2 separate regions of the Homo sapiens genome follow, and region 1 is linked to region 2. Evidence: chromatin loops called from intact Hi-C (ENCODE). Cell type or tissue: heart left ventricle. All regions are shown on one strand. Each heading gives the region's core, and the rest is flanking DNA. Links, peaks and the distances in the headings are about the cores only.

The links. A loop is a pair of places that touch in the nucleus more often than their neighbours do. Peaks named below come from ENCODE experiments on the same cell type or tissue, not always from the same donor. Only the 100,000 strongest peaks of a DNase experiment are listed, where the experiment ranks them.
Region 1: a loop joins it to region 2, with 4 times the contacts of the local background. A loop is called at or near these places in 1 of 110 quality-filtered maps.

What each region holds. Positions count from the first base shown.
Region 1 is chr15:71,759,313-71,764,696 of GRCh38, reverse strand. All of the region lies in intron 15 of THSD4 (thrombospondin type 1 domain containing 4), which reads right to left. Among named protein-coding and RNA genes, the nearest start is that of NR2E3, 49 kb to the left of the region's middle. RefSeq lists an enhancer at 2,270-3,469. In heart left ventricle, for the core only: no CTCF peak of the experiment used is centred there; a DNase peak (open chromatin) is centred at 2,805.
Region 2 is chr15:71,706,596-71,711,979 of GRCh38, reverse strand. All of the region lies in intron 8 of THSD4 (thrombospondin type 1 domain containing 4), which reads right to left. Among named protein-coding and RNA genes, the nearest start is that of THSD4-AS2, 18 kb to the right of the region's middle. In heart left ventricle, for the core only: no CTCF peak of the experiment used is centred there; a DNase peak (open chromatin) is centred at 3,052; H3K27ac peaks cover 3,990 bases.

The sequences.
Region 1 (5,384 bases), core at 288-5,287, 53 kb before region 2:
TGGTTGTCTCTGTCCCATAGACTCTGGCACCTCTCACAGGAGGCAAGACAATGAACTGACATTCTTATCTGTTATTCTCTTAGGAGGTGGATACTGTGACTGAATGAACTCCTACACTCTGCACACCTGTGAACACCCAAAGCTGAGGAGAAGACCTAAGACTTGGGAAAATGTACCCTATGGTCAACCCTCCCCTTCCAACAGGGCAGCCAGCGGGAACTGTGACTACAGAGCCCAATCTTCTTGTTTCCTAATGTGGTGCTGAAATCTGCACCATGGGGTAGTGACCCCACAAAGAAGCCAGGCAATTACATATGTTGGTTCATTTCATTAGTTTATGGAAATAAAATGCATACAACTGTTTGCTGATAAATCATCCCATTTAGTATCTATTACTTTGCAAAATGTTTTTTGTTCATGTTTGGTTTACTCAATATTTTTCCTTGTTTTTGAGACAAGGTCTCACTCTGTCACCCAGGCTGGAGTGTAGTGGTGTGATCATGGCTCACTGCGGCCTCAACCTCCTGAGCTCAAGTGGTCCTCTCACCTCAGCCTCCAGAGTAGCTGGGACCACAGGTGTGCACTGCCTTGCCTGGTTCATTCGTTCTTTTATTTATTTATTTTTTTTTTGAGGCAGGATCTCACTCTGTCACCCAGGCTGGAGTGCAGCGGAGTGATCTTGGCTCACTGCAACCTCCACTCCCCAGACTCAAGTGATCATCCCACCTCAGCCTCCAGAGTAGCTGGGAATTACAGGCATATGTCACCACACCTGGCTAATTTTTGTATTTTTTTGTAGAGATGGGGTTTTGCCATGTTGCCCAGGCTGGTCTTGAACTCCTGAACCCAAATGATCTGCCTGCCTCGGCCTCTCAAAGTGCTGGGATTACAGGCATGAGCCACCATGCCAGGCCTTGCCCGACTAATTAAAACAATTTTTTTTAGAGACGGGGGCCAGGCGCGGTGGCTCACTCCTATAATCCTAGCACTTTGGGAGGCCAAGGTGAGCAAATCGCCTGGGGTCAGGAGGCTGAGGCAAGATAATCACTGGAACCTGGGAGGTAGAGGTTGCAGTGAGCCAAGATCGTGCCACTGCACTCCAGCCTGGGTGACGAGCAAGACTCTGTTTAAAAAAAAAAAAATTTGTTTTTAGAGACAGGGTCTCATTATATTGCCCAGGCTGGTCTTGAACTCCTGGCCTCAACCAATCCTCCTGCCTCGGCCTCCCATCGTTCTGGGATTACAGGCGTGAGCCACTGTGCCCAGCCTCTTAATACTTTTTGATTTAAAGTTGTAAAGCTGTGGTCTATGTACTTTATTATAGACTTTAAAGAATCGACTACCTTTATAAGAAGCCTGCAACAATGTCTGCAGTTCAAACTCTAAATATTAGCTTTGCTGTCCATAGGCAGCCACACAATCAAATAAAAATAGAGAGAAAGAAAAACACGCATCTACAGAAAAAAAAAATTATAAAACCCCCAAACCAACAAATGATGAAGTAGTCACACAGGGCATGAAATAGCAGAGGCCATCAGTTTCTGCTTTGTCTATGTCTTCTTTTTTGCCATCTTCGTAGCATTAAAAAACTACGGGATTTTTTTACTAAAAAAAAATTTTTTTTTTGAGATGGAGTCTTGCTCTGTTGCCCAGGCTAGAGTGCAGTGGTGCAATCTCGGCTCACTGCAACCTCTGCCTCCCAGGTTCAAGCAATTCTCCTACCTCAGCCTCCTAAGTAGTTGGGACTACAGGTGTGAGCCCCTATGCTTGGCTAATTTTTGTATTTTTAGTAGAGATGGGGTTTTGTCATATTGGCCAGGGTGGTCTCAAACTCCTGACACCTCAAGTGATCTGCCTGCCTTGGCCTCCCAAAGTGCTGGGATTATAGGCGTGAGCCACTGTGCCCAGCCAAAAAAAAACTATAAGATTTCCCACTCTGTTTCTCCTATTTTCTTCCATGTTAGTTTATGATTTGGAGTGTATTCGTGTCTTGTCCTTTTCTTTCAAGTGCTGCAGGCAATGGAAGAACTGAAGGCAGGAGAAGAGCCACAAGCTGCAGCAGGCAAAGGTCTGGCCTCTCCTGCAGGAGGAATGAGGATGGGGCAGGGGTGGGCGGCAGGGGTGGAACACTAGACTGAAGTCAGGAGACATGGAAACTAGAGTCTAGACAGTGTCGCTAAATAGTTCTGTGTCTTTGGCTAAGACGTTGCACTTTCCCAGGTCGCTGTGGTCTTATCTGAAAAGAGAAAGTGAGGGGTTTGAAAACATAATCTGAAAGACCCCTCAATGCTATGAGATCCTACATCTGTACTAAGTGTGTGGCAGAACAGAAGACTGCAAACTTTGATCAAAACTTGTAGTTATCTTCTGCTATTTTTGGCAAGTCCTTGAAGAGATTGTGTACTTCAGGGAGAATGAGCCCGTCTCAGCCTTCTCTTACTGTAAATGCTCAGAAATGGCAGAATATGTGCGTCTGGAAAGTGAATGAATGTGTTCATGTGTGTGTATCTCTATCTCTGTGTGTGTGTGTGTGTGTGTGTGTGTGTTTGCACACGCGCATGAGACAGCATTTGAAGACAAGAAAGGGCAATCAGCCTTGATGGACCAGAAATTATGGGGAATCTTTGAACAATGAAAGACAGATGAGATCAAATTGAAGAAGGAAACTATAGTCCAAATGCACACAGAGGAGGAGCTCTAGCAAAACTCATGTGCTTCAGGCTATATTGGTGGTGGACATGGAGATCAGGATGGAGGCCTCAGGACAATGAGTGATCAGCTGAGTTACTGGCCAAGAGCAGCCGGGCTGGCCTGACTGTGCCAAGGAAGAGGAAGCAGTGAGTCATCTGCCAGAAGCATTCGTGTCAAAGTGCAAAATGAAGTCATTTTCAGGTATTCAAGGGCTCAGAAACCTTACCACTTACAAATCCTATTTGAAAGACTTCCTGGGTTATAGTCTTTAGCAAAATAAAAAAGAACCAGGAAGAAGACACAGGACATAAAAGAAGGAGCTGGCAAAGACACCAATAAAAGCCGTTATTACTAATGGATGCCAGGTGTCTTTTTGGAATGATAAAAATGTGCTGGAATTGGATAATGCTGAATATGGTTGTACAACTTTGTGAATTTACTAAAAACCAATGAATTCTATATTTTTAAAGGGTAAATTTTATGGTACGTGAATTATATTTCAATAAAAAAATCTTTGGGGGGAAAGCAGAAAACTATTTTAAAATTTAAATCTATATTTTCTATAAAATTAACATTAATCTGGAGCTAGATCCAGATAATATCAACATCTTTTTGGAGATATTGTAGATTGAGAGAGTGGAGGTAAATAAAAGGGGAAGGCTTCTATTTTCTTTTAGGAGAGGATGTGGTCACTGATAACTTGACACTAATGGAGACATAAAAGTTTAAAATTCTGTGCTAAAAATTTGAATCTTATCACAGAAGAAATACCACTAGAAGATTTATAACTTCCAAAATGTTGGAGGGGAAAAAATGGAATTAAGAAAACCTGACTAATAACAAGCATGTTGAAAGGAAAGAGGAAAGAAGCAAGAAAGCATGAAAATAGAAAACACAAAATAAGATGGTAGGGAAAAGTCCAAACATATAAGTGATTACAATAAATATAAATGGTTAAAATTTAACTCTTAAAATACAGAGGTTTATAGATTGGGTAAAAATAAAGACAAAAATAGTCCTGAAAGACATACCTTAAAAATACATAGAACGTTTGAAAATTAAGAAATTGATGAAGATACATCAGGTGAAAATCAACAATAAGAAACAAGATGGAGTAATTCAAATAGTAGATAAAATGTAATCCACAGAGAAAAGCACACATGAGAAAAAGTAATATTTAATAGGGATAAATGCTTTCAGTGAGAAGTGATGGCAATTAGGCATGTTTCTGTACCTAAAGAATTCCTGCAGTTGCACTTTTGTGGATCACTGATTCGCGAAGAGATGAGAATAAATATATCTATTGCAATAAATGCAATCAATAAAATGCAATCCAGACCCAGAGGCAGACAAAATGGCTGCTCCTGAAGACTAGAGACTGTGACAGATCTCCCCGGAACTAAGACAATCTAAGGTTGCAGTAAACTCAGAATTGATAGAGAAGAAAGGAAATAATTCTGGGCATAAATAATAGACTTGGTAGACTCTCATGAGTAAGAGTTGGGCTACTGTGCCTCCAGAGTAGAAAAAGACTCCCTAAGCTTGATATACTCCTAGTTAGTTTCCAGGGATCTGGGAAGCAGCAGAAATGGAATATATTCCTTTCTTGGTGGAGTCAGAAAGACTCTAAAGCCAGAAACTCCTTGGTCTCTGCCTCTCCATGGACTTAGGTCTCATTCTCTCAGACTGGCTTTTTGCACAAGCCTCAGTAGGGCCACTGCCAGCCCTTGAGCTCACAACCTCTTAGTGAGTCTCTTCCCTAAAACACAAATGAAATGTCCTTGGGAAGGATTCTGTGGCTCAGCTTGGGTCACACATCCACCTGTTGGATCACATGTCTACTCCTGGACTAATCACTGTGACCAGGCTGGTGGGGTATTCGAAATACCAACTTTCATTCAACCCATATGGTGAGAAGGAACATTTATTTTTATATTCTGAAGCCAGTTAATGTTTAAAACTTACCTTTCAAGAAATAAGCATGCTCTTATTTCATTTTCTTTGGGGATAATGTCAAATTCCTAGGGCAGGGAATTTCCAGCAGGCCCTGACATCCTTATAAATCCAGAACCAAAACCCTTGGCCACATTCAATTGTATCTTGACCCTTTTGGACAACAGGGCAACAAATCCTTTGTTTCTAATCTTAGCAGAAATAAAGGTTGTCTTTGCCAGGGTTCATACCACCCTTGGTTCTTTAAGCTTAGGTCTAAAGTCAATAGGAAGCCACAAGCAAAAAAGGCCCTGAATCCTGCTCCCTTCTCTTCTAAGAATGGTAGACATATGAGTTCGATTGTACTGCTTATCTTCACGTGTGTGACTGTAATGATCTGATATGATTTCACACATCTATGGATATTTGGTATAATTGGTGTCCTATATACAGTCGCTGCTGAATTATCTTTGGGGTTTAGGTCCTATGTATTTTACTACCAGTAATGAGATAGAAATAGCTGGCAGAAAAAATAAACATAGAGAGATGGGAACCAATATTTATTAAGTGTTTCCCATATCCCAAGCAATGGGTAATTCTCTTTATGTATAGCATCTTATGAAAACCTCGTAACAACCTTAAGAGGTTGATATGATTACCTTCATATTCAGATGAGGAAACAGGCTCAGAGAGGTTAAATCACTCACCTAGAGCCAGAAAACTCATGAGAAGTCAAGCTGGGATCAGTTAGCAAATGTGTC
Region 2 (5,384 bases), core at 240-5,239:
TAAGAAGAAGACTAAAGTGTCCAAGCATTGTTGGGGATCTGTCTATGTCTCCTTTCAACGCTATCAGTTTTTGCTTCATGTGTTTTAGAGTTTTGCTGTTTAGATGCATATACCTTTATGGCTGTTATGTTTTCTTGGTTAATTTCCCCTTTATTATCATGTAATCTGCCTCTTCATTCTTGGTAATGTTTCCTTGTTTTGAAGTCTACTTTGTGTAATATTAATATAGCCACTCCTGCTTTTGATTAGTATTTCCCCGAAATATCTTTTCAAAAATGTGTTTCCTTTAAATCTATTTATATATATCATTACCTTTAGAGTGGATTTCTTATAGACAGCATATCACTGGGTCTTTCTTTTTCAATCTAATCTGACCATCTGTATTTACAACGAGTCATGACTAGATTTCGCTCTATTTTATTGCTCTTCTTTGTCACCTTTTTTATTCCTCTGTTCTTTTTCCTTTCTTTTTTTGTACTTGCATAATTTTCAGTATTCTGTATAATTTATCTATTTGCATGTTGGTCATATCTCTTTGAACTATTTTTTAGTTGTTGTCCAGGTGTTAAAACATACAAACCTAATTTGTCATAGTCTACTTTGAGTTAATATTTACCATTTCAAACAAAATGTAGAAATTTTAAAAGCAACAATGGGAAAAGCTCTGCATGTGTGGAGGCTAGGAATATAGGGGAATTTTCTGTACCTTCGGTTTTTCCGTGAACCTAAAACTGATGTAAAAAATAAAGCCTATTTTCAAAAAAAATCTGAAACCAAACAAACACAAAATAAAGGTCCTTCAAGTCTCCCCTATTTATGTTATATTTGCCATGTGTATTTCATCTACATATATTGAAATTCTCCCAATGTTATATATATATATGTATATATATATACATATATATATTTTGCTTTCAATAATCATGCATATTTTATAGAACTTAAGAGGATATGACTTTGGCTTTTTCTTTTAACCTCACAATAATCTTGGTAAATAGGTAAACAGATATAATGAATTCCATTTAAGAGGCAAGCAAACTAAGTTAGATACTTGTCTGCTCTGACACAGCTGGTGAAGAGTTGAACCAGGACTCAAACCTATATGCTACTTCTTTCCCCTGTACCAGGCTGCATTTTGTTCCTCATTTGTAAGTTACAGCTTTGATACAGAACTAGAGTCTGTGTGGAACAGAACGTACCATGAAATTGTAAAAATATATTGGCACTGAGAATACCTAGGTTCAAGACCTGCTCTGCTCACTGCAGGTCATAAGGAAAGAGCTCAATCCAGGCTTAACACTCAACTTGTGAATGCAGAGCTTGGGAACTTTCACAAATAATAATAAAGTATTTTTCCCCTTGAAGATACCGTATGAGCCAGATGAGGTGGGTCTTACATCCTCTATGTGGCACCAAGATAATAAGCCAAAATTGACCTGGGTCTAGTTTCTGAGGCACTGGGTCAACCACATTCTGGCTGATGCTGTTCATGTTCCCAACTAATAAACAGATTAGGTCCATGGTCATTTATCTTGGCCCTCCTCCATTTGGGATTTGCTACTTCTATTCATCAAAATAATCAAGATTCCAACTACAGATGGCTGAGTAAGAAAATAATTTCTGTGGAAATCCTATTTCCCTTCCCTTAAATTGGTGGTTTTTAAAACTGTGTTCCTTGGAGTCCAAGAGATTTTCATTAAGTTTCCAGATTTCTACAAAGTGTCCTCAGAGGTCATCCTGGAACAGAGGGTGGAATGGAATGGAGGGGGGCACCTCCCTGTTGCTTTGTTTTAAATATTTTATGTTATTTGAACAAATAGTTCCTTGGAATTAAATAAACTGGAAAACTTCCACTTTGGAGCATTGACTCAGCCCCCTCAGGATGGGAAAGAGCTTGAAGTTTATCTATCTTAGTCTACCTCTATGCGGAAGGCTTGAATTCATCATCACCAAGTGACATCCAGCCTGGATCTGAGCAGCTTCAGAGGCAGGGGATTCCCCACATCCCTAGCCGCTCACCCCGTCTTGACTAGTCCTGATGCTTTTACTACTGCATGCATCACTGCTTCTCAAACTTGGCTGCCCATGGCAAGCACCTGAAAAGTTTTTTTTTTTAAACTGATGCCTGGGCCTCACTCCCAGAAATTCTGATTTAATGGGTTCAGGTATGGCCTGGGCAATGGGAGATTTGAAAGTTTCCTGGTGATTCTGATTTGTAGCAAAGTTTGGGAACCATGCCTTAGATAAGCTAATATCTACACCCTGCATGTGTCCACCCAGTGCTCTTACTCTTCCCTGGAAAGCTGGGATAACAAGTCAAATCCAACTTCTACATAAGACCCTTAAGAAAATACGAAGACAGCTTCACTTTCTTCCCAGCGTTTCCAGTTAAGGTCCTGGTGCTTCCTAGATGCCTCCTCCTGCCACATGTTATCCGGCTGATCTACGTCATCTATAGACCAGTGAGGAGCCCCCCTGGAAGGTAATAACTAGGACGGGTCTGATCATGGCACAGGAGAGCAGAACCGTGATGCCCCTTCTTCTCCACAGTCCACTTCAATTGCTGCAGCTCAGCTTTCCATGGAACCCCACCTACATGATAAAAACGCTTTGATTTTTTTTCACACAGGTGCTGCTGCTAAACCCTTTTTTCCCCCATCTTACATTTGGTCACTAATTACTGGCTAAGGCCTAACGACAACCAGAAAACCAAATCAGCAGAACCTGTAGGCAATTCACCCTTACATCCCTGTAGCATTTTATAGTTCGCAGAGTAAATTCACACACCTTATTTTAATTACTCCTCCCCCTGGCTGTCCTTATTCCAATCCCGTTTTCCAGGTGAGAAAGCTAGTTTTAGAGCAAAGAATAGGCGTGCCCCCAAACCACATGGTTAGTATGTAGCAGAGTAGGGGATGTAATCCATTTTGTGATCTGTACACCACGCGACTCTACCTCCCACGTAACTGCACAGTCCACGGTAGTCCAGGGACGGGACCTCACAGCAGGGAAACCTCGGCTTAGCGCTGCTTCGTGTGGCAGTGTTCCAGGGCCACCCACGCTCTGTGCACAGCTGTGTGCAGCACCATAACAGCAGGACAGGGGTCTTTGCCACAGTGCTGAGAAAATAGGCCAGGTTTCAGGGCAACGCTATTTGCCCCTCACTTTAAGTGCTGACAGAAATTAGGTGGTGACTTAAAAACTTCCTCAGAGAAAGACTGCCACATGCATGGCTCAGCCAAAAACCAAACCAAACCAAACTAAACAAAACACCAAAAGACACTCCAGGTCAGAATGAAAATCCGTTTGGCAAAAATTCCTAACCCAGCTCAAGATGAATTCCTTGCTGCATATATATATGTGATGCCTTATTCTCCTTTTGGTTCCTGACATGGCTTTGCCCTAGGACTGAAAAAAAATCTCACAGCTGACACTTAAATGATATACCCTTTCAGTTAGTTTCTATATAGTTTGTTTTTCTGGCTGCACGTTTGGTATTTTCTCAAGACTGTCTCATTCAAACTCCCATTACTGACCCTACTACAGGTCTTCATTTCACTTATTTCATGGGTTGGGCTAAAGACAAGGCCGATAGCCCTTGGCCAGGCACTGGGCGTGGTAGGTCCCAGATGCAGGCAATAAGGAGGTGCATTGTCTACAGAGGATGAAAAACAGTCATAAAACTGTCTAGAAGTGGTGCTTTTTATTATCATCGTGTAAAATACTCTCCCCTGCTGGGTCAGAGCACTCCTACTCTCCCTCCTCCCCAGCCTTGGCAGGTCATTGATGACGTTCAATCACAGACTGCAGTCCCAATCTGCTAAGGTCTGGGATCTGTTTTTGTCCTGTGTCCAGTGAGTTGGGCAGACAGAAGTCACATCTAACCAGGCTTGGCAGGACTTCCACAAAACTTCCCAGACAGTACAGATGGAAGGGAACTCAGTTAACTCTCTTAAAAACAATATAGTCCTAAAAGATGGTGCAGCTTCTATGGCAGAACCAAAAACCAGAGCAAACTGGATTTTAAGAGGCTCCAAGAATATACTCTTGCACAACACAGTGGTTATTCCCAAGCCCTGGAAAGTATCAGGCTGGAAAAAGAGGGCATGAAATTGTTTTTATTTGAAAGGCATTTGTTTGGGAAAAGGATGCTTTCTCCAAGCAAAATGTTAGCTTGCTTGGTTAGAAGTTAATTACAGTATTCATTACTTAAAGCCAGCCTGGAATTTTGGCTTGAATTCTTAGGAGCCTATGATTCAGGAGGGAAATGACCTATTCAACCCCAGGCCAGTGAGCTAAAAGTTAATCTGATAACTGCCTTGTTCAAAAGGGCCCAAGAGATAAGAAATAAATCCCCAAGGGGTAAAAATCAAAACTGTGGTTTTAAATCCAGGAAAATTATCGTAGAGATATCGAAATGTTTGTTACCGAGATTGGAGCTAAATGAGGAAATGACTTAAAAGAATAAAGTGGTTAGTTGCCTTGGTTCCCAAATTAATAATGTTCTTGTTCTTTTGATATCTCTGATATTCACATGTTGGTTTAATTAAAATATTTGGACTCTAAAGTGCAGAACAAGCAGGGAAATCATGCATTTGGTATGTGGCTTTAATGGACTATAGCTTATTCTAATCTGTCTTCAAAAGCAAACTTTATCCTTGTTGGTCATCTTCAGTCAGCCCTGTCTTCTGGGCTGGGTACTACTGACCAACTCGTGTGGGCTTCTGGACATCACGGCTGTTTTTCAGTTGTCCCATCCTTGATGCCTTTTTGACCCTTAACTTTGGGTTTCTCCCAAGGTTGGAGTCTCAGCTTGTGGTTTTCGTGCTGCGTGAGACTGACCTGATTGCTGGGACTTCTAGGCTCCCCTCTGTTTCACCCTTCAGAACCACCCTCCCATCTCAGCTCAGAGACCCTAACTCCAACTGTCAGTAGGCCACACCCTTGACCTTAACCCCTCCTGCCTCCTTCAGGATTATCCTCTGTCACGCATCCCTTCTCCCTCCCATCTCTTATCTCCCACTCTGCCAACTCCTCTCCATCCTCCAGGAAACATATTCCAATTATCCTAGCCTTAAAAAGGAAAAGACAAACCACGTCTTGCCTCAGTTCTGGCACCCCTTAATCCTCCTCCTCCTCTTCAGTGTCAAACTTCCTAGATAACATTCACTCTGGCTGCCTCGCACCTGCAAAGGTCATGCGAGATGTTGTAGCTGCTAGATGCAGCTGTCTCTTTTCTCAGATGTCACGTTGGTAGCATGTTAACCCTTTTTGCTAGAATGTAGACTGCTTCTCCCCAAATCTCTCATCTTCACCTCCAGGGCATTGCATTCTCCAACCTCTGTCTACCTCGGGTCCAGTTCCTGGTTCTCCTCTCCGAAGGG